2 separate regions of the Homo sapiens genome follow, and region 2 is linked to region 1. Evidence: read pairs that join two places in POLR2A ChIA-PET (ENCODE). Cell type or tissue: PC-9. All regions are shown on one strand. Links, peaks and the distances in the headings refer to the core of each region. The heading gives the core; the rest is flanking DNA.

Region 1 (2,500 bases), core at 1-2,500:
CATGAGTCACGGAGCCCAACCTACTTTTTTGTGTTTTAGTAGAGACAGGGTTTCACCGTGGTGCCCAGGCTGGTCTCGAACTCCTGAGCTCAGATAGTCTGCCCATGTCAGCTCACACCTACAGGTGGGAGCCACCGAGCCCAGCCTAAATGTTTATATTGTTTACTTTTTGCTAGCTAATGCTCCTAGAATATCTTATCCCTATCATAGTCCCACTTCATCCACGACTACTCCTTTTCTAGAGGCAGCCCTTACCCGTTTTTTTTTTGTTTTGTTTTGTTTTTTATATCCTTCCATAGACTTTCTGTGGCTTAGCAAATACTAGCAAATAAACTTTGTTTCTTTTTTAAAATTTTGGTAAAATATACTTAACATTAAAAGTTCGTTCCTTGGGCTGGGCGCAGTGGCTCATGCCTGTAATCCCAGCACTTTGGGAGGCCGAGGCGGGTGGATCACGAGGTCAGGAGATCAAGACCATCCTGGCAAACTCGGTGAAACCCCGTCTATACTAAAAATACAAAAAATTTAGCTGGGCGTGGTGGTGGGTGCCTGTAGTCCCAGCTACTTGGGAGGCTGAGGCAGGAGAATGGTGTGAACCCGGGAGGCAGAGCTCGCAGTGAGCCAAGATCACACCACTGCACTCCAGCCTGCGCCACAGAGCGAGACTCCGTCTCAAAAAAAAAAAAAGTTCCTTTCTTGTTTGAGACAGAGTCTCCCTCTGTGACTGAGGCTGGAGTGCAACAGCATGATGCAAGCTCACTGTGTAGCGTCCACCTCCTTAACATGCGATCCTCCTGCCTCCCAAAGTGCTCGGATTACAGACCTGAGCCAACCCACCTGGCTGGATGCTCTGTTTTAATTTTTCATACCTTTTTTTAAATGGACAGCTAAATCAGGAGATTGTGTTACAGTTCACTGATTGAACGTAAACTCAATGGTTTTTAGTTAGTACAATTCACAGAATTGTGCAGTTATTGCCAAATTCATTGTATATTGCCAAATTCATTCCATTTTTACGATTCTGTCTGGTATAATTGGAAATTACTGCTTGGTGTTTTTAGCACAATGGGAAGGAAACGTTGATTTTGTTTCTACCTTCTATTGGTAATTTACGAAGGATTTCTGGTTTTCAGTGGTTTAGTATTGATATAAAAATTAATCTTAGGTTACAATCATAGTTTTTTTTTCTCCCCTCTGCTCCCCAGTGCATAATTTCTCGCTTGGGAAGTTTCTAGAGTTTGTTTTTTTTTTTTGTTTTTGTTTTGTTTTTTGAGACCAAGTCTCGCTCTGTTGTCCAGGCTGGAGTACAGTGGCGTGCTCTGGGGTCATTGCAACCTCTGCCTCCCGGGTTCAAGCAATTCTTCTGCTTCAGCATTCCAAGTAGCTGGGCGTACAGGCATGCGCCACCAAGCCCAGACAATTTTTGTATTTTTGGTGGAGACCTGATTTCGTCATGTTGGCCAGGCTGGTCCCAAACTCCTGACCTCAGGTGATCCGCCTCCCTCAACCTCCCAAAATGCTGGGATTACAGGCGCCGACCACCACGCCCAGCCTAATTTTTTTCATTTTACATATAAAATTATAGTTTCTAGACTTAAAAAAGACTTCTTGGTGATGAGGTTTTGTGATAAGTCTTCTATTTTGGAGGATGAGGAGACTGGTAGATTTTTAAAACCATGTCTCAGGGAAGAAAGTAGTTTTGTACTCTGCTTTTAAGTTATAGTAATTATGCTTTTCAATTATAGATTGAAAGTATCCAGCTGATGATGGACAGTGAAACTGGTCGATCCAAGGGATATGGATTTATTACAGTAAGTAATTACCATAATTATATTACTTAGGGTTTTTTTTTTTTTAAACTACATTTGCTGTGTTGCTCAGATTAGTCTCTAGCTCCTGGCCTTAAATGATGTCCCACCTTAGCCTTCCAAACTGCTGGGATTACAGGACTGAGCCTCTGTGTCCGATCAAAAAAGTTTTTTTCACAACAAAGGGTAATATGCCCTTGTAACAAAAGGCAGGCACAGCTCACACATGAATGTGAAAACCAAATCATCACACTTAGGTACTCCTAAAATTTTTTGATCCAAGTTGCATAGTAGAAGTACAATAATAGTTAATAATGGTGGGGAAGGTGGCATGTTTAATATTTTCAAGTGCTTTAAATTAGTTTTTGTGGCCGGGCGCGGTGGCTTATGCCTGTAATCCCAGCACTTTGGGAGGCCGAGGCGGGTGGATCACCTGAGATTAGGAGTTTGAGACCAGCCTGGCCAACATGGCGAAACCCCGTCTCTAGTAAAAATACAAAAATTAGCCAAGCATGGTGGTGCTCAACTGTAATCCCACCTACTTGTGAGGCTGAGGCAGGAGAATTGCTTGAACCCAGGATATGGAGATTGCAGTGAGCCAAGATTGTGCTATTGCGCTGCAGTGCTCCAGCCTGGGCAACAGAGTAAGACTCTGCCTTGAAAAAAAATAAAACTATAAATAAATAAATATA
Region 2 (5,088 bases), core at 1,500-3,999, 430 kb before region 1:
GCTAGTAGGTGCAGGGGCCCAGGATTCAACCCCAGGCATGCCTGACTCCAAGGCCTGTGTTTGTTCTATCATTAATCCTACACACATTGGGCTTCACACAGGTTTATTCTGGAGATACTGACATATTCTGTTCATGTCTGGGGGGTAGTTACACAAGTATGTGTAAACTTATGATCTGTGCACTTTTCTGTGTTTATGTTATAACATCAATAAAGTTTCCTTTTTTTAATGTTTTTGTCCCAGAGATGAATATATGCTAGAGATTTTCAGGATGTAAAATACTCTTAGGATTAGAGTCTAAAGCCAGAAAGCTGTTTCTATCTTTTTTTCCTCTGTTTTGTTGTTGCTGTTATTATTGTTTTGAGACAGGGTCTCACTCTGTCGCCCATGCTGGAGTGCAGTGGTGTGATCATGGTTCACTGCAGCCTCAACTTCCCCGGGCTGAGGTAATCCTCCTACCTCAGCCCCCTAAGTAGCTGGGACTACAGGTGTACACCACCATGCACTGCTAATTTTTATATTTTTTGTAGAGATAGGGTTTTGCCATGTTGCCTAGGCTGGTCTCAAACTCCTGAGCTCAAGTGTTCTACTCACCTTGGCCTCCCACAGTGCTGGGATAACAGGCATGACCCACTGCACCTGACCTCCTTTTTTTTTTTTTCTTTTCAACAGTTTTTCCATTTAAAACAGGGACTGTTATGAAGACCTCATAACCCCCCAAGCCAGACCCAGCAGAATTTCACCTGCTGTCTGCTGTCAGATCACAAACATTTCCTTGCACTCACATTCCCAGCCCAGGTGCCCACTCCACCCAGCCAGCACTTCACTTCCAGAAGCTGGCACTGCTCTGCTGTCTTTTCAGTCCTCTCTTCATCCATCCATCTGCAGGGACCAGACGGCTAGACCAGCCGCTGCATCACTGGTTAATCCGCAACTTCACAAGGCAGCCAGGCAGTGACGCCTGAATGTTCCCATCTCCCCACACTAGGCCAGGCTGGGCAGAGAAGTCGTCTGTGTATGTAAACACAGCCTTCTGCTTAGGCAGCTCCTGCCGGACTCCCCTCGCCAACTGGGCCCTCTGTGGCTTTTATCTCCCTGCCTAAAATAACCATTGGCTTCAGTGGTTCTCTGGGCATGAATCAGACTCTCGTAGAAGCCTGTGAGCAGCTTGAGGACAGGGAAGTTATGGTACCGATCTCTGTATCCCCAGTGTGCCAGTACAAAGGTTTGTGGGATTTGTCGAACTCCTCTGTGTACCTGGAGGGACCTACAGTAGGAAGCAAGAGCTCTCTACAGAAAACAGTCACATCCTCCAAAAGCTCACAGTTTAGTAAGAGAAAGTACCCACACCAGCCAACTGCAATGTAAAACAGAAAGCACTAAAGGTTGTAAGAAGAGGACAGAGTGTTGGGGAGTTCAGAGGAGAAAAAGATTAGAGAGCAGCAGGTGTCAAAGGAGGTTTCGAGGAAGAGGTCATATGTGGGTTGGGCATTAAAGGCAGGGCAGAAGGACAATGTAGACTGAGGAGAGAGCATAACACAAGCCATAGTGCTGGGAATTACAAGGTAGAATCAGGAAACGCTGCATATGACCTGGAGCCTGGGATACTGAGGGTTGAGGCTATCCCTGAGGAGATAGAAAGGAGCTGGTGCCAAGCAGAGCCTTGAATGACAAACCAAGTGCACTGCACTGTCTAGCAACTGGCCAAATGTGATTATTTAAATTTAAATTTAATGGAACAAAATGTAAAACTCATAGCCACATGTGGTTAGTGGTTACCATACTGGACGGTGCAGATGTAGAACATTTCATCACTACAGACATTTCTAGTGGACAGCAATGGTGGATAGTGTCAGAGGATCCAGAGAGCTTTGAGCAGAGGCATAATTAGAGCTGGGCTTTAGGAAAATTAATTTGCTCCTGGTGAAGACTCAGTGACCGGAGTGAAGGAGAAGCCTGGAACCACAGTGGGACATTGCAATAATCCAGGTGAGATCAGTCACCACTTCTTTTCCCTCTGTTCATCTCTTCCTATCAGGAAACAGGGATGATTCTAAAGTGTGGTCCCTGGAACACCAGCAATATCTGGGAACTCTTTTTTTTTTTTTTTTTTTGAGATGGAGTCTCCCTCTGTCGCCCAGGCTGGAGTGCAGTGGTGTGATCGCAATCTCAGCTCACTGCAACCTTCACCTCCCAGGTTCAAGCAATTCTCCGCCTCAGCCTCCCAAGTAGCTGGGATTACAGGCACCCACCACCACAACCGGCTAATTTTTTTGTATTTTTAGTAGAGACGGGGGTTTCATCATCTTGTCCAGGCTGGTCTTGAACTCCTGACCTCGTGATCCACCGCACCCAGCCTTATCTGGGAACTCTTAAGTACACAAATCCTCAGGCCCCACACAGACCTACTGAGTCAGAAACTAGGAGGTTTGGAACAGCAACAGTGCTTTCATCAGCCCTCCTGTGATTCTAACGCACACTGGAGTTTCAGGTCTGCCAGCATAGAGGCTAGGAGCCTACACTTTGGCTCCAGAGTGATGTATACTCTGGAGTCAGAGGACCTGACTTCATATCCTGGCTCAGTTGTTTCCTAGATGTGCTTAATCTATTTGTGCCTCAGTTTCCTTATAATAACCATATGGAGTTATTATAAGGATTAATGGAGCTAATACATGTAAATATCTTAGAAGAGTGTCTAACTTATAGTAAGTATTCAATAAATGTTACTTATCAGTCCTATTATTCACTCCTATGGCAGTTTAATTCCTCCCATATACAATGAGACAGCATCTGTCTCTTGCCACTAGCTATGACCTCCTGCCTTTCCATCATATAATATTCCCAGGCCCACTCAGCCATTCTATTTCCTGTCCTCCAGGACCCGAGGGTCAGTTCCTTTCCCACAAGGCAGAGGCACTTCCTGTATCAGAGAGTGTCCCACCAGGATAAGAATGTCAACAGACAGATTTAACTGTCCTGGGCAAAGATGCCCTCTAAAGGAATGAGTCAGGAGATGCCCCATGGGTTTTCCCCTGGGAGTGGGAAGGTCTGGAGGTGAGGGCTCAGCTGCCCACTGTGATTGAAAGCCTCAAGCCTGTTCAGTTGGATCCATGCCAGCCAAGAGGGTATGGAAAATGGTACTGTGATCCTGCCTACTGTAGGTAGCTAGACCCTGGCTCAAGGAACCAGGCAGGGGAGGGTGGCGTCCTGTGTGGCAGAGGGCGCTGGGCTGGGCATCAAGAAACCTTGATTTGACCTTTGCTGTGAGATCTTGGGCAGTCATTTTCCTCTCTGAATTCAATTTCCTTACCTGTAATATGAGGGGGTTGGACTAGCGCAGTTCTAAACCTTTTAGGGGGCTGGGCGCAGTGGCTGACGCCTGTAATTCTTACACTCTGGGAGGCCGAGGCGGGCAGATCACCTGAGGTCAGGAGTTTGAGACTAGCCTGGCCAACATGGTGAAACCCCATCTCTACTAAAAATACAAAAATTAGCCAGGGATGGTGGCGTGCGCCTGTAGTCCCAGCTACTTGGGAGGCTGAGGCAGGAGAATCACTTGAACCCGGGAGGCAGAGGTTGCAGTGAGCCAAAATCGCGCCACTGCACTCCAGCCTGGGCAACAGAGCGAGACACTGTCTCAAAAAAAAGAAAAAAGAAAAAAAAAGAAAAAGAAAAAGAAAACCTTTTATCGGTCCTGATTTCCTTTGAAAATGCAATGAAAACTGCAGAGCTTCTCCTAGAAAAATGTACATGGGTATGCACCTGCACACACATACACACACACAAAGTCACACTCACACACACACATACCTACCTTTATCATCTTTCAGGTATCAAGAGAGCTCATGAAGCCCATGCATAGATCACCCCCTGAGTGATAGATAGATAATCCCCTTGGTTAAGACTTGGGCTAGATGATCTCTAATCAGCCACGATAAGAAATTAGCTGTATATGTGTGTATTTTGTATTTTGTATCTAATTTAAAGGAACCCTACATTAAAGACTTCACTAAGACGATGAGCTTTTATGTGGGCTTTTGTGGGACATAGATGTTGATTGGCTAAATGCTGTGCTTCCCCAGAGCCTGCCTCACCCTTGTCATATTGCCTCTGAAGTCACCCTCTCCATTCCACTCTCTCTGCCCTTTTTCAGCAGGGAGTGAGCACACAGTCCTGAAAAATACTGCTACCCCCACTAGCTGTCTCTGTCCCCAGCTATGAGAGGGTAGAAAAGAGCGAGCCTGGTCTGCCTCTCATACTCCCACCCCAAAGCCCTGGCTCAGAGGTCAACCAATCAAGAGGCCCCCAGATGGCACCTCTATCCCCAACACACACACACACACACACACACACACACACACACACACACACAAACACACCCTCCCTCACATAGCCACAACCACAGGACTGCACCTCCAGACACCTGGCGGTGCGGTCACTCGGAACCGGCAGGAGTTATTTTTAGAGGCCAAGTGACAGGATGGTGAGAGCAGTTCCACTCTGTCAGAGTTACTGCTGCCACCACCAGCTCTGATGAATCACTCTCCACTACGTGAATGGACAAGTCTGTCAGCATGGCCACGGAGGCCATGCCAGCTTCTAGAATGAATGTCTTGGATTGGTGACTACGCTGATCACACCAGGCTGAGCCCAGGATCACACCAGGGACAAGACTGCCAGGCCTGAGCCAGTGCAGCCAACCCAGCCCAACTGCCCAGCACAGCCTCCCATAACCAATACAGTCGGGCCAACACAGCACAGCACAGCACAGCCCGGGCAGGTAAGCCCCTTCAACACAGTCCAACCCAGCCCCATCAGGCCACCCAGGGGCCTCTCTTTGCAAAGTCCTTTTAGAGTGGCTATTGATGCCTCCCTCCGCCCAATCCGTGCAAGTGAGCCTCCCACCCACTAAGCTACCGCTGCCGGGTTATTAAGATAATGAGCCGCCAATAAATTGGGCAGATTCAGACAGTGTCAATGCAGCTATCAACTGGTTTCATCTTTCATCGTTGAAAAAGTACATGATAAGCCTTAAAAGTGTGCATACCGTTTAACGCAGAAATTCCTTTTTTAGGAATGGATCCTTAG

Evidence for each region. ChIA-PET counts read pairs that join two places held together with the same protein. Peaks named below come from ENCODE experiments on the same cell type or tissue, not always from the same donor. Only the 100,000 strongest peaks of a DNase experiment are listed, where the experiment ranks them.
Region 2: POLR2A ChIA-PET joins it to region 1 with 17 read pairs; 3 of 35 experiments call an interaction of 5 or more read pairs at or near these places.

What each region holds. Positions count from the first base shown.
Region 1 is chr20:35,716,051-35,718,550 of GRCh38, reverse strand. RBM39 (RNA binding motif protein 39) reads left to right here. Exons shown (of 17, transcript NM_184234.3): 10 at 1,746-1,811. It overlaps LOC124904980 (small nucleolar RNA U13), which reads right to left and starts at 2,080; the gene lies at 1,981-2,080. In PC-9, for the core only: no CTCF peak of the experiment used is centred there; no DNase peak of the experiment used is centred there; H3K27ac peaks cover 501 bases.
Region 2 is chr20:36,142,422-36,147,509 of GRCh38, reverse strand. EPB41L1-AS1 (EPB41L1 antisense RNA 1) reads left to right here. Exons shown (of 4, transcript NR_147703.1): 4 at 1-229. It also overlaps a transcript of EPB41L1 not described here. Among named protein-coding and RNA genes, the nearest start is that of EPB41L1, 9.8 kb to the left of the region's middle. RefSeq lists a silencer at 4,246-4,295. In PC-9, for the core only: no CTCF peak of the experiment used is centred there; no DNase peak of the experiment used is centred there.